Linked DNA regions of Homo sapiens: region 2 is linked to region 1. A link is a loop called in an ENCODE intact Hi-C map of the cell type or tissue named here. Cell type or tissue: A673. All regions are shown on one strand. Links, peaks and the distances in the headings refer to the core of each region. The heading gives the core; the rest is flanking DNA.

The links. A loop is a pair of places that touch in the nucleus more often than their neighbours do. Peaks named below come from ENCODE experiments on the same cell type or tissue, not always from the same donor. Only the 100,000 strongest peaks of a DNase experiment are listed, where the experiment ranks them.
Region 2: a loop joins it to region 1, with 2.4 times the contacts of the local background. A loop is called at or near these places in 3 of 110 quality-filtered maps.

The regions. Positions count from the first base shown.
Region 1 is chr9:112,356,461-112,367,036 of GRCh38, reverse strand. It overlaps a transcript of PTBP3 not described here and the pseudogene RPL32P22. Among named protein-coding and RNA genes, the nearest start is that of HSDL2, 18 kb to the left of the region's middle. In A673, for the core only: a CTCF peak has its summit at 5,352 (motif pointing right); a DNase peak (open chromatin) is centred at 5,336.
Region 2 is chr9:112,815,056-112,825,631 of GRCh38, reverse strand. It overlaps SNX30 (sorting nexin family member 30), which reads right to left. Exons shown (of 9, transcript NM_001012994.2): 3 at 7,817-7,927. Among named protein-coding and RNA genes, the nearest start is that of SNX30, 70 kb to the right of the region's middle. RefSeq lists an enhancer at 5,615-5,844 and a silencer at 7,635-7,684. In A673, for the core only: a CTCF peak has its summit at 5,554 (motif pointing right); a DNase peak (open chromatin) is centred at 5,581.

The DNA.
Region 1 (10,576 bases), core at 2,295-7,294:
ACCACAAAGAAAGCAGGGCAGTCAAATCTTAAAGCTCCAAAATGATCACCTTTGACTCCATGTCTCACATCCAGGCCATGCTGATGCAAGAAGTGAGTTCCCACAGTCCTGGGCAGCTCCACCCCTGTGGCTTTACAGGGTATAGCCCCCCTCCTGGCTGCTTTCACAGGCTAGGATTGAGTGTCTGCAGCTTTTCCAGGTGAATGGTGAAAGCTGTCAGTGGATCTATCATTCTGGGGCCTGGAAGACGGTAGCCCTCTTCTCACAGCTCCACTAGGTGGTGCCCCACTAAGGACTGTGTGGAGGCTCTGATTCTACCTTTCCCTTCTGCACTACCCTAGCAGCGGTTCTCCATGAGGGCCCACCCCTGCAGCAAACTTCTGCCTGGGCATCCAAGCATTTCTACGCATCTTTGGAAATCTAGGTGGAGGTTCAGAAACCCCAAATCTTCTGTGAACTTGCAGGCTCACCACCACGTGGAAGCTTCCGAGGATTGGGGTTTGAACCCTCGGAAGCCATGGCCCAAGCTCTATATTGGCCCCTTTCATCCATGGCTGGAGTGGCTGGAAAGCAGGGTGCCAAGTCCCTAGGCTGCACACAGCTTGGGAACACTGGACCCAGTTCATGAAACCATTTTTTCCTCCTGTGATGGGAGGGGCTGCCATGAAGACCTCTGACATGCCCTGGCAACATTTCCCCCATTCTCTTGGGAATTACCATTCAGCTCCTCATTACTTATGCAATTTTTTTTTTTTGAGACAGAGTCTTACTCTATTGCCCAGGCTGGAGTGCAATGGTGTGTCTTGGCTCACTGCAATCTCCGCTTCCTGGGTTCAAGCAATTATTGTGCCTTAGCCTCCTGAGTAGCTGGGACTACAGGCATGCACCCCCACACCCAGCTAATTTTTGTATTTTTAGTAGAGACTGGGTTTCACCATGTTGGCCAGGCTGGTTTCGAACTCCTGACCTCATGATCCACCCACCTTGGCCTCCCAAAGTGCTGGGATTACAGGCCACTGTGCCCAGCCACTTATGCAAATTTCTGCAGCTGGCTTGAATTTCTCCTCAGAAAATGGGATTTTCTTTTCTATCGCATTGTCACGCTGCAAATTTTCAGAACTCTGCTTCCCTTATAAAATGGAATGCCTGTAACAGCACCCAAGTCACTTTTGCTCCAGTTATCAACAAGTTTCTCATCTCCATCTGAGACCACCTCAGCCTGGATTTCATTATCCATATCATTATCAGCATTTTGATCAAAACTATTCAACAAGTCTCTAGGGAGTTCCAAACTTCTCCACGTTTTCCTGTCTTCTTCTGAGCCCTCCAAACTGTTCCAACCTCTGTCTATTACCGGTTCCAAAGTCACTTCCACATTTTTCGGTATCTTTTCAGCAGCACCCCACACCACTGGTACTAATTTACTGTATTAGTCCATTTTCATGCTGCTGATAAAGACATACCCAAGACTGGACAATTTACAAAAGAAAGGGGTTTAATGGACTTACAGTTCCACATGGCTGGGGAAGCCTCACAGTCATGAAGGAAGGCAAGACGGAGCAAGTCACATCTTACATGGATGGCAGCAGACAAAGCGAAAGAGTGTGTGCAAGGAAACTCCCATTTTTAAAACCATCAGATCTCATGAGACTTATTCACTCTCATGAGAACAGCAAGGGAAAGACCCACCCCCATGATTCAATTATCTCCCACTGGGTCCCTCCCACAACACATGGGAATTATGGGAGCTACAAGATGAGATTTGCCTGGGATCACAGAGCCAAACCATATCAGTGTCCATCAATGGATGAATGGATAAAGAAAATGTGACATATGTATAGATAGATACATACATATATAGATACATAGATAGATAGATAGACATATACAATGAAATACTATTAAGCCTTAAAGAAGAAAGAAATCCTGTCATTTGTGATAACATGGATGAACGTGGAAGACATTATGCTAAGTGATATAAGCCAGCCACAGAAAGGCATGATCTCACTTATGTGTGGAATCTAAAAATGTTGAACACGTAGAAGCAGCAAATAGAAGGGTGGCTGCCAGAGGCTGGGTTGTGGTGGGGGTGGAGGAATGGAGATATGTAGATTACACGGTACTGAAACTGTTAGATAGGGTCAGTAAGTTCTGGAAATCTAATATACAACATAGTGACTTAGTTAGTGGTAATGTATGTAAGTATGCCTTGTTTTATGGAGCTTCACTTTATTGTACTTCACAGATAATGCATTTTTTACAAATTGAATATTTCTGTCAACCCTGTGTCACGCAAGTCAATTGGTGCCATTTTTCCAATAATGTGTCCTCACTTTGTGTCTCTGTCATATTTTCCTAATTCTCACAATATTTCTTTTTTAAATTTCTTAATTTTTTAAAAATAGAGACAGGGTCTTGCCCTGTTGCACAGGCTAGAGTACAGTGGCGTGATCATAGCTCACTGCAGCCTTAGACGCCTAGGCTCAAGCTATCCTTCCACCTCAGCCTCACGAGTAGCTGGTTCTACAGGCTTATAGTTTTTGTAAAGACAGGGTCTTGCTGTGTTGCCCAAGCTGGTCTTGAACTCCTGGCTCAAATGATCCACACACCTCGGTTTCCCAAAGTGCTGGGATTACAGGCATGAGCCATGGTGCCTGGCCCCCTGGTACTTTTCTTTACCAAAATACTTATAAAAGGTTAGTATGCTCTTTTGCTTTTCTTCTGCTTTGCAAATAACTAGGGCTTTTTTTTTGTCTTCTTGAAATTCTCTTATCAAATTAAACTTTTATTGCCTGTTTTTAAAGATCTTGCTACTGTGAGACCCTGTCTCAAAAAAAAAAAAAAAAAAAAAAAAAAAAAGAACTGACCTAGCAAGCCACAGTGACATGGAGGAAAGTTAAATGCATATTACTAAGCGAAAGAAGCCAGTCTGGAAAGGGTACACACTGTATGATTCCAAATATATGACATTCTGAAGAGGCAAAACTATGGAGACAGTAAAAAGGATCAGTGTTTGCCGGTAGTTAGTGAGGAGGGAGGGATCAATAGGCAGAGATCAGAAGATTTTTAGGGCAGTAAAACTATTCTGTATGATACCATAATGTTACAGATATGTCATTATATATTTGTCAAAATTCACAGAAGGTACAACACAGAGTGAACCCTATGGATTTTGGTTGATAATGATATGTCAATGTTGGTTTATTGATTATATCAAATTTACCATACCAACTGGGGCTGTTAATGGTGGAGGAGGGAGTATGTGGAAACTCTCAGTACTTTTTGCTCAATTTTTCTGTGAATCTAGCACTCTTCTAAAAAATCAAGTCTAATAATTACAAAACAAAAGCAAAAACCATGTGGTATTGGCATAGGGATAGACATATAGATCAATTAATAGAATAAATAAACTGATACACTTATGCTCTATTGATTTTCAGCAAGCATACCAAGACTAATAGGTCAAGAATAGCCTTTGTGTGTGTGTGTGTGTGTGTGTGTGTGTGTGTGTGTGTGTGTGACAGTTTTGCTCTGTAGCCCAGGCTGAGGTGCATTGGTGTGTGGATCTTGGCTCACTGCAGCCTCAACCTCCTGGGCTCATGCAGTCGGCCCACTTCAGCCTCCCGAGTAACTGGGACTACAGGCTGGTATTTTTTGTAGAGACAGGTCTCACCATGTTGCCCAGGCTGGGCTTGAACTCCTGGGCTCTAGAGATCTGCCCTCCTCAGATTCCCAAAGTTCTGAGATCACAAGCGTGTGCTACCAAGCCCAGCCCCAGATATTCGTATTAACTAGATATTCTTATTCATAAAAGAATGAGTTTGGACCCACCCCCTGACTCCATCTCAAAAATTATATGAAAATTAATTTTTCACAGTTTTTATGGTTTTATTTCAACACAAAACATGCACATGAGCTGTCTATTCCCTTTCTTTGCTGTGCTGCCTGGCATTGCGACTGGTGACTCTGATGGCCAGCTGGGCTGCCCTTTCCATGATGGCTTTGCAGTTCCAGAGGACACATTGTGAGCTATCTCAGGACAGTAAGATTTTCTGCATGTCAGCAGCCCTTCCAAGTCCTTGACAATGCGTACCAGAAACTTCCAGAAGCCGCTGGGCAGCATGTGCTTTGTGTTTTCATTGCTTCTCTATAACCAATGTTGGGCATCAAGATCTGGCCCTTGAATCTTCTATGAACGCAGTTGTCTCTGGGTTTCCACCGGTTATGCTTAATTTTGACATATTGTTCTGACTGGTGGTGAATGAACTTCTTGCTCCTCTTTTTGATGATCTTGGGCTTCATGAGGGGTCTGATGGTGGCCATGATGGTGAGTAAGAGATGGCTCTAAAAATCAACCCCAAATGGATCAAAGACCTTAAATGTAGGAGCTAAAATTATAAAGCTCTTGAAAGAAAACATAAGGGTAAATCTTCATGACCTTGGATTTGACAATGGATTCTTAAATATGACACCAAAAGCACAAGCCACAGAAGGGAAAAAAAAGAAGATACATTGAACTTCATAAGAATTAAAATAATTAATTTGTGCATCCCAGGACACTATCAAGAAAGTGAAAAGACAACCTAGAGAATGAGAAAAAATACTTATAAATCATATACCTGATAAGGCTCCAGTGTCCAATATATACACAGAATTCTTACAACAGCTACAGAAAAATGAACAACCCAACTAAAAAATGGGCAACGATTTGAATAGATATTTTTTCTTTTCCTTTTGCTAGACAGGGTCTTACTTTGTTGCTCAGGTGCAACCATGGCTCACTGCAGCCTCAACCTCTCCCTCTCAGTTATCCTCCCCTCTCAGCCTCCTGAGTAGCTGAGACTACAGACTCATACTTTTTGTAGAGACAGGGTCATGCCATGTTGCTTAGGCTGGTCTCAAACTCCTGAACTCAAGCAATCCTCCTGCCTCAGCCTCCCAAAGTGCTGGGATTACAGGTGTGAGCCACAATGCCTGTCCCCAAATAGATAATTTTCTAAAGAAGATATACTAATGGCAACAAGCACATGAAAAGATGCTCAATAGCATTACTTAGGGAAATGCAAATCAAAACCACAATGAGATTCCACTGTACACCCACTAGGTTGACTATAATAAAAAAAAGGAAAGTAACAAGTGTCGGATGGGATGTGGAGAAATTAGAACCCTCATACGTTACTGGTGGAAGTATAAAATGGTTCAGTAGCTTTGAAAAACAGTTTGGCAGTCTCTCAGGTTAAACACACTTGCTAGTTCCCGAATGTCCACAGTCAAAAGAGCAATTCCACTTTTTGGTATGTATACCGAAGAGAAATAAAAACATGTTTAGAGTCACCACCAGGTGGCACTGTTATTTTAAAATTCAAAATTGTATAATGCCACAAAATGTTAATTTATTAACAATATTGTGATATAATAATTGACTTGGGTTAAGGCAAAAATAACAAAGTTTTCTATAGCTCTCAAAAAAGGAAAATAAGGTAGAAATTTAAATGTCTTAATGAAAATAATGCTTTGAATCATTAAAACAGGATATGATACTCCAATCCATTTTATATTATTAACGTTTTCAAAATTACCATAAAATGGACAAAGTTATCTTCCCTTGTTTTGTGGCTTCTAAAGTCTATGAAGTTTAGGCTGGGTGCCATGGCTTACACCTGTAATCCCAGCACTTTGGGAGGCCGAGATGGGCAGATCACCTGAGGTCAGGAGTTCAAGACCAGCCTGACCAACATGGTGAAACCCCGAATCTACTAAAAATACAAAAAAATTATCCAGGTATGGTGGTGGAGGCCTGTAATCCCAGCTACTTGGGAGGCTGAGGCAAGAGAATCATTTGAACCCAGGAGGCAGAGGTTTCAGTAAGCCAAGATCTCACCACTGCACTCCAGCCTGGGCAACAGAGTGAGACTCTGTCTCAAAAAAACAAAAAATAAATAAATAAATAAAGTCTATGAAGTTTAATTCTCCAATGTTAAAAAGTAATTTTCAAGTATATAGGAGATTGAAAATGCCTGATCAAATTGAAATATTAAAGGATATGACACTGACAACAACTTTAAGCTTAAGTTATCAAATAAGGACTCTCCTAACCCTGAGCTTGCATAATAATCCATTTTTTAAAGTGTGTAATTTAGTAACCTTCCAATTTCTTGACCACAACCCACAAAAGGAAATAAATTATTTATTCAGACCCAGTACAAAGTTTTTATTCTATTTTATTTGAATCTTGTCTGCCTTGTTAAAAAAAAAAAGTTGATTCTAACCTACTAAATAAGTTTGGTGACTCATTAATGGATCGTAACCTACTGTTAGTCGTATTATAACTTGCCATTGAAATTTTTCCATTTGAGTTTTAAGATGTTTTAGGCTTCTCCAGTGAAAAATAATGTTACAAATTGATGGTCAGAGGCCAACAACAATATAATGTGACTCAGAGCAGATGATTTCAATGGCTTTGAGAGAGTCCCACATCTCTTAAAAATTTCCATTTCCTTTACCCACAAGACAGCTCACCCTGTCTCAGAATCACCTGAGAAATCCTTGTGAGCCAGAAACTGTACCTCATGCCTGTAATCGTAACACTTTAGGAAGCCAAGGTGGGAGGATCACTTGAGCCCAGGAGTATGAGACCAGCCTGGGCAACAGTGACACCCTGATTCTACAAAAAAAAATTTAAAAATTAAGCCAGGTGTGGTGGTGCATGCTTGTAGTCCCAGGTCCTTAGAAGGCTGAGGTGGGAGCACTGCTTGAGCCCAGGAGTTTTAGGCTCCAGTGAGCTGTAAGTGCATCACTGCACTCCAGCCTGGGCAACAGAGCAAGACCCTGTCTTGGAAAAAAAAATTCCTTTGGGTTTTAGGGGTGGTAGTTGCTTCTGATAATGTACCAAGCCTTCTGCGTAGAACTCCGAGCTGTGCCTTTTCTTGCTCCATGAATTATTGCCAGTCATTATTTAATTAGTAACTGTTGGATATTAACCTGATTATTGCATTTTAATGTCTATATATTTCTGATTCATGATTCCAACAAGCTAGAGAAACTGAAAGTTCCTCTTTAATACTACCCTTCAGAGATAATCATGTTAACATTTGGCATGTGTCTAAGACTTTGAAATCTTTACATTAATTTTTATAGTTTTTAAGCATGGTGAGATTATGTGTATATTGTATTGTTTTGAAACTTGTTTTTTTTTTGGTGTTTTGTTTTTATTTTTTGAGATGGAGTCTCGCCCTGTCACCCAGGCTTGAGTGCAATGGCACGATCTCGGCTCACGGCAACCTCCGCCTCCCGGCAACCTCCGCCTCCCGGGTTCAAGTGATTCTTCTGCCTCAGCCTCTAGAGTAGCTGGGATTACAGGCACCTGCCACCATGCCCAGCTAATTTTTGAATTTTTGTAGAGACGGGGTTTCAACATGTTGGCCAGGCTCGTCTTGAACTCCCGACCTCAGGTGATCCACCTGCCTAGGCCTCCCAAAGTGCTGGGATTACAGGTGTGAGCCACCGTGCCCAGCCTGAAACCTGTCTTTGGCTTACCTAGTATATTATAAACATCTTTCCACGTTTACATCTAAAACTTTTTTTTCTTTTTGAGACAGAGTCTTGCTCTGTCGCTCAGGCTGGAGTGCAGTGGCGCGATCTCAGCTCACTGCAACCTCTGCCTCCTGGGGTTAAGCTATTCTCTGCCTCAGCCTCCCAAGTATCTGGGACTGCAGGTTCCCGCCATCATACCCGGCTAATTTTTTTTTTCTATTTTTTAGTAAAGATGGGGTTTCACCACGTTGGCCAGGCTGGTCTCAAACTCCTGACCTCAGGTGATCCGCTCACCTCGGCCTCCCAAAGTGCTGGGATTAAGGCATGAGCCACCGCGCCCAGCCTAAAGCTTTTCTTAAAAGTAGATGCGGTCAGGTGCAGTGGCGCACACCTGTAATCCCAGCACTTTGAGAGGCTAAGATGGGAGATTCCCTGAGTCCTGGCGTTTGAGACCAGCCTGGGCAATATTGGGAGACTGTCTCTACAAAAAATTATAAAAATTTTAGCTAGGCATAGTGGCACATGCCTGTGGTCCCATATACTCAGGAGATTGAGGTGGGAGGATCGCTTGAGCCCAGGAGGTCGAGGCTATAGTGATTGTGCCACTGTACTGCAGCCTGGGTAACAGAGCAAGACTCTGTCCCTGCTCCAGTGCCCCCCAAAAAGAAGATGCATCATTTTCCTTTTTGTGAATGTACTCCAAATTGATTTTACCATTCTCATTTGTGATTGACATTTTTTTCTGGAGATGAGGTCTTGCTATGATGTTCAGGCTGGACTTGAACTCTTGGCCTCAAGTGAGTAGCTGGGACTACAGGTTCATGCCAACTTTCCTGGCTGTTATGATAGACATTTAAGTGGTTTTAAAATTTGTCTTTATTATGAATGGTATTTGCCATAAAAAGCCTTTGTGTATACATCATTGCTCACTAGTCATATCTCCATAGAATACATTTCTAGAACTGGGACTGTTTGCTCAGAGGATATACACACTTAATACCCTTTAGCAAGGTTATGCTAATAATTCATACCAGGATTTCTCAGCCGTGGCACTATTGACATTTTGGGTTGGATAATCATTTTTTGTGGGAGGCTGTCATGTGCATTAGAGTATGTTTAGCAGCATTCTTGGTCTGTACCCACTACATGCCAGTAGCATCAGTGGCACCCTCCTTCCAGTTTGTTTTTGTTTTTTTGAGACAGAGTCTCACTGTCTCCCAGGTTAGAGGACAGTGGCATGGTATCTACTCACTGCAACCTCTGCCTCCCACGTTCAAGCAATTCTCCTGCCTCAGCCTCCTGGGTAGTTGGGATTAAAGGCACCTGCCACCACGCCCAGCTAATTTTTTATTTTTTTTAGTAGAGACAGGGTATCATCACGTTGGCCAGCCTGGTCTTGAACTCCCGACCTCAGATGATCCACCTGCCTTGGCCTTCTAAAATGCTGGGATTACAGGCATGAGCCACCGCGCCTGGCCAAATTTTTTTGTTTATTTTTGTAAAACATACCTAACATAAAATTTACCATTTTAACTATATTGAAGTGTACAGTTCAACGGCATTAAGTACATTTACATTGTTGTGCAACCATCACCCCATCTATCTCCAACTCTTCCAGTTTTGTCAACCAAAAATGTCTCTGGAAATTGCCAAATGTCCTCTGGAGGCAAAATTGCTCCAGTTGTTTACACCTTCTCCAAGGTGAATAAGAAGTCAAAAATGTCGATGTCATAAAAAAATAGAAAGAAAGTCTAAGAAGCTGCAATAAAGAAGAAATGACAATTCAACGCAACACATAATCCTGAACTGGTTCCTGTATAGAAAAAAAAAATTGCTATAAAGAACACTATTGGCAGGCTGGGTGCAGTGGTTCACACCTGTAATCCCAACACTTTGGGAAGCTGAGTCTAGCAGATTGCTTGAACCCAGGAGTTTAAGACCGGCCTGGGCAACATGATAAAACCCTGTCTCTATAAAAAATACAAAAATTAGTAAGCATGGCTGCCTGCGCGTAGTCTCAGCTATTCAGGAGGCTGAGGTAAGAGGATCAACTGAGCCCAGGAAGGTCGAGGCTGCAGTGAGCTGTGATTGCACCACTGCACACCAGCCTGGATGACAGAGCAAGACCCTGCTCAGAAAAAACAAACAAACAAAACAACAACAACAACAACACAAAAAGAACACTACTGGAAATTAACAAATTGGAATATGCAGTAGAGATTAAAGTATTGTATCAGTAATGAATTTCCTGATTTGACAACTCTGCTGGGTTATGCAAGAGAATTTCCACGTCTTAGTATGAAGTATTAAAAGGTAGAGGGAGGCCGGGTGCGGTGGCTCATGCCTGTAATCTCAACACTTTGGGAGGCTGAGGTGGGCGGATCACCTGAGATCAGGAGTTCGAGACCAGCCTGACCAACATGGTGAAACCCCGTCTCTACTAAAAATACAAAAAAATTAGCCGGGTGTGGTGGCGGGTGCCTATAATCCCAGTTACTCGGGAGACTGAGGCAGGAGAATCGCTTGAACCTGGGAGGTGGAGGTTGCAGTGAGTTGAGATCACGCCATTGCACTCCAGCCTGGGCAACAAGAGTGAAACTCTGTCTCAAAAAAAAAAAAAAAAAAAAAAGAGGGAAATGAATATACACCTGCTCTGAAATGAAATGGTTGGGGCCAAATTGTGTGTGTGTGTGTGTGTGTGTGTGTGCGCACACGCAATTGTCTCAAAAGCCTCTTGAGTCTTTCCCTTATATCTCTGACAATCCCACTGCTCCAAAGTACACTGTGGGTTTTCCTCAACTTGGAGCTAGATACCTGGAATTCTAGAAAACAATTCCCTCAGTAGACAATTGCTCCCTTATATGAGCACAAGCAGCGGAGTGACTACATGGATCAAGCTGTATTTCACCATTTTTTTTTTTTGCTCTGTTGCTTTATGTACCACACCAGCCCCACACAACTCTTCACCAAAGAGTTGTGGAATTATTGCATAAGAGAAAAAAATCTTAACTATATGACAACTGCTATGTCACACAGACTGCTA
Region 2 (10,576 bases), core at 3,552-8,551, 460 kb before region 1:
ACGTTTAGGCCAAAATGTCTTAAAAAATCGATTGGGGGAAGCAGACACAGTGGCTCATGTCTATAATCCTAGCATTTTGGGAGGTCAAGCTGGGAGGATTGCTTGAGGCTAGGAGCTCCAGACCAGCTTGGGCAACATAGCAAGACCCCATCTCTACAAAAAATAAAAAATTAGCTGGCCATGGTGGTGCACGCCTGAAGTCCCAGCTACTGTGGAGGCTGAGGTGGGAGGATTGCTTGAACCCAGGAGTTGGAGGCTGCAGTAAGCTATGGTCATGCCAATGCACTCCAGCCTGGGTGACAGAGTGAGATCCTGTCTCAAAAAAACAAGTCATTTGGGATCTACTTCTTCACACCCACTAGAATTTTTAAAGTAAAATAGCAAATGTTGGCAAATACGTGGAGAAATTGGGCCCTCATACATTTCTAGTGCAGATATAAAATTATAAGCCACTGTGGAAAACCGTTTGAACAATTCCTCAAAAAATTAAACACAGAATTACTATATGCTCCAGCAATTCCACTTCTTGTTGTATAGCCAAGGTAACTGAAAATAAGTGCTCAAACAAAATCTTAGACAACCACCAGTGTTGATAGCAGCATTCTTCATTATAGCCGGGCTGGGAAAAGGAGGGAATTGAGAGTGGTTCCTTAATGGGTACAAAGTTTCTTTTGGGGGTAATGAAAATGTTCTGGATTAAATAGTGGTGATGGTCGTACAACACTCAATGGTGGTGATGGTCGTACAACACCGTGAATGTACTAAAAGTCACTGAATTGGACACTTCAGAATGGTTAAAATGGTGATGTGTAATATGGATTTTACTTCCTTTTTTAAGAAAAGGAGATGTGATGGTGGAAGCAGAGATGATGACAGATATGCTGCTGGCTTTGAAAATAAAGAGGCCATGAGCCAAGGAATGCAGACAGCCCCAAGAGCTAGAAAAGGTAGGCAAACAAATTCTCCCCTAGAGCCTTCTGGTGGAATGCAGCCCTAGCCTATATGTTGATATTAGCTCACTAAAACTGATTTTGGACTTTTGACCTCCAGAGCTGTAAGAGAATAAATTTCTGTTGTTTAAGGTACTTAAAAAAAAAAAAACACCTGGGTGTAGGGGTGAGGGAGTGGACAGTGATGAAACAAGATTGGCCATGAGCTGATAAATGTTGAAACTGAGTGATGGAGTTTCAACGGGACTCATCGTACTGAATCTCTTCAATATGGTTAATATTTTCTACAATGAAAACATTTTTAGAAACTGAATATACACATATATATGTTGGATCCTGCAAAAAAATCCTATTTGCAAAGTATTACAATAATCCATTAAATATTTCAGGGTTTAATCTTGAAATACTGATATTAGATAGTACTTAGTACTTTAGTAAAGCACTGTCATTTATATTCCATATTAGTTTATAAAGCTGTTTTATAATCTGAAACAATAGCATATTTGTTGTAGACTGTCAATGGAAAGCTGCTATTTCTGGGTAGGAAATCTAGACAAATCTTTCAATTGCTGAATCCTGAAATGTCCAACTTCCTCGTCAGCAAATGACTTGCTTCTTCTAAGCAATTCAACAAATATTTAGTGCACATTAAATATTTACATGGCAGAGGCCTATTTCTCCTACCCTTGTCGAACTAATAGAAAATACTGCTTCTAAGCAAAAATTACTACCAAATAAATAAAGGAGCATAGAGATTAAAAGCTTGTCACCAAGTGCAGAGATTAAAAACAATAATCACCAAGCCCAGTTTAATGCAAAGCATTAGGAAGTTGAACCAATGTTTCAATACTTATTAACTTATCCATTGAATAAGCTAAACGCAGGTATATTTTTAACAGTAGAAAAAAGAAGAACCCAACTAGAAAATGGAGTTTTTATTATTTCATATTAAAAAAAAAATTGTTGCATTACAAATTTATTCTCATTAATTCCTCTGAGTTTACTACTACTCAAAAGAAAACTTGGACATAATACAAATGTATCCTTCCAGAAAGCTTTCTTCCTTAAAACTGAGGTAAACATTAAATTTCCAAGTGAAAATTAAACACTCAAGTGTTTATTCAATGTATCTGCTTCATCTTCCAAATCTAATACGGGCACCCATCTAATCATGAAATTGCTCTGCTGTGTAACTAGTGCTCCAGGAAATGCAGAAGTGTCAAACCCACTGAACAAATACCGAAGCAGAAAATAGAATGGTGGTTGCCAGGGGTACGGAGAGTGGGAAATGGGGAGTTGTTCAATGGATATAAAGCTAGTGTTATAAAACATAAATAAGTTGTTCCAGATATCTGCTGTACAAAGTGGTACCTATAGTTAACAATACAGTCATCCTCCCTTATCCTAGGGGGATACATTCCAAGACCCCCAGCAGATGCTGAAGCCATGGATGGTATTGAACCCTGTATATACTATGTTTTTCCTATATATACACACCTATAATAAAATTTAGAAACAAGGTGTCACTGTGTTGCCCAGGCTGGTCTTGAACTCTTGGGCTCAAGTGAACTTCCCACCTGTATATACATACCTATATATGTATATGTTTTTTCCTATACATACCTATAGTAAAATTTAGTTTGCAAATCAGGCAGAGTAAGAGATTCACAATAATAAAACAGAACAATTATAACAATATTCTGTAATAAGTGTTATGGGGATTTGGCCTTTCTCTTTCTCTCTCAAAACATCTTATGGTACTGTATTCATTCTTCTTCTTGTGATCTCCAGCCTGATAACCAAGAGGGCTACTAAAGGACTCACAGGTGGGCAATGTCTACAGCGTGGATACACCGGACAAAGATAATTTATGTCCTAGGCGGGACTGCATGAGATTTCATCACACTATTCAGAACAGCAAACAATGTAAAACTTATGAACTGTTTATTTTTGGAATTTTCCATGTCATATTTTTGGTCTACAGGTAACTGAAACCATGGAAAGCAAAACCACAAATAAGGGGGAATGACTGTATGGTGTTGCATGCTGTAAAATGTGATAAGACGAGAGATCTTATGTTACATGTTCATGTTACACATTATGTACATCTTATGTTACAGGTTCTTACAAAAAAAAAAAACAAAACAAAACAGCAAAGGGACAAAAGAAAACTTGTGAAGGTGATGGATCTGTTTATTACCTTGATTGTGGTGATGGTATCAGGGGTACATACAAGCCTATCGAATCGTATGCATTAAATATGTGCAAGGCTATTCTGTATATCCATTATATCTCAAAAAAGCTTTAAAAAAAACAGAGGGAAAAAGTCATAATGAAGACTTTCTGGCAGCTCCAACTATTACATAATGAAGAAAAACACAGTGAACTGCTGTTATGAGATGACAAACATATACAACCAGCATACTTCTGGTTCCAAGAAGGCATTTTAAGAACATATGGTTACTCTTGGCCAGGCGCGGTGGCTCATGCCTGTAATCCCAGCACTTTAGAAGGCAAAGGCAGGAGGATCCCTTGAGGCCAGGAGTTTGAGACCAGCCTGGGCAACATAGCAAGACTCTGTCTCTACCAAAAAAAGAATTAGCCAGGCATGATGGCATAGGGTGCCTGTAGTCCCAGCTATTCGAGAGGCTGAGGTGGGAAGATCACTTGAGCCCAAGAGTTCAAGACCAGCCTGGGCAACACAGTGACACCTTGTCTCTACAAAAAAAAATTAAAAACCAGCCAGGCATGGTGACACATACCTGAGGAGGTTGAGGTGGGAGAATCGCTTGATCCTGGGAGGTCGAGGCTGCAGTGAGCTGTGATCATACCACTGCACTCCAGCCTGGGTGACAAAACAACATTCCTGCCTCTTAAAATTTTATACATATAATGGGGCTGGGCGCAGTGGCTCAAGCCTGTAATCCCAGCACTTTGGGAAGCCAAGTCAGGCGGAACACGAGGTCAGGAGATGGAGACCATCCTGGCTAACATGGTGAAACCCTGTTTCTACTAAAAATACAAAAAATTAGCCAGGCATGGTGGCGGGCGCCTGTAGTCCCAGGTACTAGGGAGGCTGAGGCAGGAGAATGACGTGAACCCGGGAGACGGAGCTTGCAGTGAGCCGAGATCACACCACTGCACTCCAGCCTGGGTGACAGGGCGAGACTCCGCCTCAAAAAAAAAATTATATACACACACATATATATACACACATATACACACACACATATATACACATATATACAAACACACATATATATATACACACATATATATAAAATTTGAAAAAAGAACTATGAAAATTTAAGGATGAAAAGGCACCCCAATTTTTAAATGGGCAATGGATCTTAATTGATATTTCTCCAAGGAAGATATGCAAATGCCCAAAAGCACATGAAAAGATGCTCAACATCATTAGGGAAATACAAATTAAAATCACAATGAGATAGCACTGCACATCCAGTAGAATGGCTACAATCCAAAAGACAGACAGTAACAGCATTGATGGAGATGTGGAGAAACTCCTATACATCGCGTGTGGAAATGTAAGTTGCTGTCATCACTTTTGAAAACAGTCTGGCAGTTCCTCAAAAGGCCAATTATAGAGTTATGTATGATTCAACAATTACATTCCTAAGAATACACCCCCCCCAAAATGGGAACATGTCCACAGAAAAACTTGTACATGAACGCTCACAGCAGCATTACTCATAATAGCCAAAAGGTGAAACAACCAAAACGTCCATCAAGGGTGAATAGACAAAATGTGGTATTATCCATAAACTAGAATATTATATGGCAATAAAAAGGAATTAAATATTAATATATGCTACAACATGGATGAACCTTGAAAATATGCTAAGTGAAAAAACCCAGTAACAAAAAAAATCACGTTGTGTATCATTTCACTTACATGAAATGTCCAGAATAGGCAAATCTGTAGAAAGTACATGAGTGGTTGCCAGGGGCTGGGAGATATACAGTGTTTGTAAGTGACAGCTAAGGGATGTGAGGTTTCTTTTTGGGGTGATAAAAAGATTTGAAAATGGATAATGCTGATGGTTGTCCAATTTTATGAATATACTAAAAGCCTTTGAATTGTACATTTTAAATGGGTGAATTATATGTTATATAATCTCAATAAATCCTTTCTTAAAAAGGGAAATGAACATTTCTGCATGTTTGCTGGGTCTCCAACTGATAATAAGTTCCCCAAGGCAGGGGTCCTTTGTCTTCCTTATAACCTTCTCATCCCATCCTCTCTTCCTCCCAAAGATGACACTTAAATAACAGACAGACACCTCCTAGCAAAGCTACTATAAAATTTTTTTGTAGCGGATGAGGGGGGTTGGTTGCTGGTTTGACTTTCATACTTAAATCAGAGAGGCTCTCCCATATTAAATCTCCACTCCAGATATGCAAGTACCAAGAATTTATGAAAAAAAATTAAGTTTCTGCTTGTTTCTAAAGTAGCTTCCTACCAACTGCTTCTATCCAGACCATCAGAAACCACACTTAAAGATATTCTGGATCCACTTTGGGCATTCCGGAAATTCTTCCATTCTCTTCTAGTGTCTATGGAAGAGTAGACACTATGTTTCAACCAGCAGGTGTCACTGTCTTACCTTTGCGCTTCCAGTATCAACCTCACAGGCACCAGCTGCCAGGAGGGCAGCTCCCTGATGCATGGTGTGGGCTATAAATAAACAGTGACTTTCTTCCAAAGAGTACAGTACAAAAAGGCTGGGAGAAAGAGTAATTGTACAGTGAAGAAAGCTGACCAGCACTACCTCAAGTCAGGCGATGGAGGTTCACATCAATGGTGAGGCACACTGTTGACAGCACGTGCCCTGGATAGGTGATGAGGGTGGCAGCTTGCCTCTGTGGTTTCCTCCCCAAACACATTACCCCGATTGGGAAAGCCGTCAGACAAATGTCAACTGAGGGACAAGTCTACAAAATTCCTGACTAGTACTCCTCAAAACAGTCATGGTCATCCAAAAAAGGGAAAGCCTGACAAACTGTTACAACCAAGAAGAGCCTAAGGAGACATGACTGCTAAATAAAATGTGGGATCCTGGGTAGGATCCTGGAACAGAAAAAAGGAACTTGGGCCGGGCGTGGTGGCTCACACCTGTAATCCCAGCACTTTGGGAGGCCGAGGTGGGAGGATTACCTGAGATCAAGAGTTTGAGACCAGCCTGGCCAACATGCTGAAATCTCATCTCCACTAAAAATACAAAAATTAGCTGGGCATGGTGGTGTGCACCTGTAATCCCAGCTACTCAGGAGGCTGAGGCAGAAGAATCGCTTGAACTCCGGGGGCAGAGGTTGCAGTGAGCCAAGATCATGCCACTGCACTCCAGCCTGGGTGACAGAGGTAAACTTCATCTCAAAAAAAAAAAAAAAAAAGAAAGAAAGAAAAATAAAAAGGAACTTGGAATAAAAGACTTTTAGTTAATAATGGTGTTTATTTCATAATGACTGGTTCATTTTGACAAAAGTGCCACACTAATATAAAATGTTAATACCGGATGTGAGGCTTGAGAATTCTCTCTACTACCTTCACAATAATTCTGTAATTCTGATAATGTTCTAAAATGCAGTTTATTTTTTAAAAATTATTCACTAACTGCCTATTTTGCCACCTTAAGATTCTATTTTAAGGAATATTCCCAACTGTTTAAAAACTACTGTTTCCTCTTCAGGCATGTTTTTAAGTGGTTAGAAGACAGAAAAAGCAAAACTTCAGGCTCGGAGAACAGAAAAGTATGTGGAGGAAAAAGGAGATACCCTGAGAAAGAACTGAGTCCCAGGTGAGAGCCATCGTTCCTATCACAGTACTGGCAACGTGGCTCTTTTCACCCTGAAAACTGAGAAAACTGCCAGTGCATTCACAACATACACAGCCTCTTCTAACCATGGGGGGAAAAAGGCTGGGAGATGCGGTAGTAACAGAAAGTTGGTAGTCCTAGGAAGTTATCATTCAACAAAGGTTTTTGCTGAAAGATAAATCAGCCCCTCTGAGGAGTTTTATGACTCAAACTGCTCTAAAGCCCCCAAGGCCCAAAGAAACATCTGGTGTCCAAACCGTTATTATTTCTACTTTTAACAAAAGTAGTCAGAAAAGTACTCAATATAAATGTTGAGGCCAGGCACGGTGGCTCACACCCGTAATCCCGGCACTTTGGGAGGCTGAGGTCGGTGGATCACCTGAGATCAGGAGTTCGAGACCAGCCTGGCCAATATGGCAAAACCCCATCTCTACTAAAAATACAAAAACTAGCTGGGCGTGGTGGCATACGCCTGTAATCCCAGCTACCCAGAAGGCTGGGGCAGGTGATCCACTTGAACCTGGTAGGGGCAGGTGATCCACTTGAACCTGGGAGTCGGAGGTTGCAGTGAGCTGCGATCATGCCATTGCGCACCTGCCTGGGCAAGAGAGTGCGACTCTGTCTCAAAAAAAAAAAAAAAAAAAAGATTTAAATTTCTTTTGCTCTGGTTCTGTTTTTTAAAAACTGTGCAGATGGAAGCGCTGGAGTAGATAAATGTCACGTTGCTTCAATAAACAGTGTTAGGTGGTTTCTTGTTTTTTAAATGAAAAACTGTGGCAATGGATTCTGTGCTAGATTTCTGCCGCTGTGGCTAAAGAAAGCCCAGCCAGCCGCAAAACTGGCTTTCTATATACCAAATCAGAAACTAAAACCTAATAGGTGAAGTATTGTATACAGTGTCCGTTAACATGTTTTATATATGTTTGCTGGGTGAGTCTGTATAACTTAAGGGATGAGAGTTGAGTGAACCCCTTCAGGAAAGACAACACAGGACAAGTGAGAAACAAGCTGTAGTGACTTACTACCTACGGGAATGAGATGAGTGGGCTGGGATTCTTCCAGTTTGCTCCTCAACCAGTCAAAATCCTGGTATCTTCGACGAACAGAATATTCTGGCAGGTCAAACTCCACCCGAGTACTCTGCAAAGAAGAGAATGGAAAAAAATAAGCATAAGGGAATAGCATATCTTGGCTGAAGGGAAGGAAAAAAGCTCTTAGAATAACCAAACTAGGCAAGATCATATTTTCCTTCCACCAAACACAACAGCCAAATGGCAGAGTTTACCAACACAGAATAGACCAGTCTGGGACACTTAGCCCAGTTAAAAATTCAACGAGCTGGAATAAAAATGCCAGTTTTCCGAGATTGCACCACTGCACTCCAGCCTGGGTGACAGAGCGAGACTCCGTCTCAAAAAAAAAAAAAAAAAAAAAAAAAAAAAAGCCAGTTTTTTTTTTTTTCCCTACCGTCAGGAAATAGAATTCAACTATCCCCCAGAATTGTTTAGAAACATTTGATTCATTTCCTCCAAGCTTAACTCTAACAATTTCTTTTAGCAGAAAAAATCCACTTAGGATATTGCTACTAAATCCAAATCTGTGAAAAGAAATTGTCTCCACCTTCTGCTAAATATGCTGACAAGTTTTGCCAAAGAGGAAATAAACAAAAAGTAAAGATAATAGATCACTGCTCATTTCGGGGGCAGATTAGATGAAAATAGAAAAGGTTTTGCTTAATTTGCCACATTCTGCCAAACCACAACCCTGGAACTGTTATATTTTAGACAGATAAGAAAAAATCTAGAAATAATACAAAAATGCCATTGCATTGCAGAAAAATATTAATAATCTCATCCCTTTTTCTCAATTTTTAAAGTTTTCTGAAATGTGATTGCAGCACTTTAATAATGAAAATCAATGTTAAATAAAATTGAGTTGATTTTTACCAAAACAAGATTTTTACTCATTTACTGGCACAAATTACACCGTGTCTCACATAAGCCATTTTTCCCTATGAGGATACACACTATATGACTGTCATGGTTCTCAGAAATTAAAGTACAAGATAAAAATGGGTCAAGCTACATCTCATAAATTTACTCTTTCAAGCCAAAAGTCTGTTTTAATTCACAGCACCAAGAAAATCTTTAAGCACATGAACGAGAGTCATTCATCAAAGAAAAAGCTGTGAACAGCTCTAGCATCAAAAATTATGATTTCATCCTCCCCAAAACCTGTGTTCACTGTCTTAGCAAAATGGTGAAGTTCAAGGACTCATTCTTGGACTGACCCCCAACTAACTGCATTGTTTCCCCTCTTCAAGTCCCACACACCAGCATATGCCTATGAAACACGACCTTCCTCTGTGTTTGCAAGGGTGAAGATGTGGGGAAATTCACTCAATGTAGGTATTTGTGACTTATCAGATGATTTTCCCAAAGGAACTAGCATTGTAGGACTGGAGAGAGAGGAAAAAAGACAACACTTAAATCCAGAGAGCAAGTCATTGTTGACAAATTTTCAAGCACAGCATGACAGAAATATTGGGAACAAGTGGCCTGATACTCCCATCCCCACACCACCCGCACAGGCGGAGTAGGAAGGACTCTGCGCCTATGCAGTTCTTGCATCCCTACCAGATCCCTAACATGTCACTAAGCCTCCTTGAGCCCTAGGTTCAACAGTAAGAAGAGAGTTAGGGCAGGGCGTGGTGGCTCATGCCTGTAATCCCAGCCCTTTAAGAGGCCAAGAAGGAAGGATTAGCTTGAGCCCTAGAGTTTGAGACCAGCCTGGGCAACATAGCGAGACCCCATCTCTGCAAAAAAAAGTTTTAAATTAGCCAGGTGTGGTAGTGCATACTTGCAGTCCCTACTACTCAGAGGCTGAGGCAGGAGGATTGTCTGAGCCCAGGAGGTCGAGACGACTGCAGTGAGCTGACTGTGCCACTGCACTTCAGCCTAGGCGACAGAGTGAGACCTTGTCTCAAAAAAACAAAAGCAGGTTGGAAGGGAAGTTCAAGACCTCCCATCTCCCCCCGATAGGCTCCATGTGAGAACTTGCCAATGATTAAGGGCTAATGAAAGACATATTTTGAAAGGTGACAAATTAAAGCAACTGGTTTTCATTGTAAACCAAACTGATGGAAGGCTCTACTTTTTGCCTTCTTAAATGTTACACGATTATTGGCTGGGCGCAGTGGCTCACACCTGTAATCCCAGCACTTTGGGAGGCCGAGGTGGGCTGATCATTTGGGGTCGGTAGTTCAAGATCAGCCTGGCCAACATGGTGAAACCCTGTCTCTATTAAAAATACAAAAATTAGCCAGTTGTGGTGGTGGGTGCCTGTAATCCCAGCTACTCAGGCAGCTGAGGCATAAGAATTGCTTGAACCCCAGAGGGGGAGGCTGCAGTGAGTCAAGACTGCACCACTGCACTCCAGCCTGGGAAACAGAGCAAGAGACCCTGTCTCAAAAAAAAAAAAAAAAAGTTACACTATTAACTGATCATTTCTCTTATGTTTTTCAGATCCATTTCATAAATTACAGTTTATGTAATATTTCTACTCTAATTTGAAATCATTTTTGGTAACTACAAAAGACAGCACAATAGAACACACGTTTTATTTTTGCCACAACCAATTTCACTTTTGGGGAACAGGCTTTTTTTTTTTCCTTCTATTTATTCGGGTTATATACTTATTTTAAAACTTCAAGAAAAATAAATAGAAAATAAAAGATCAGCCATAATCCCTCTAAATACAGAAAAACACAATTAACATGGTTTATATGTT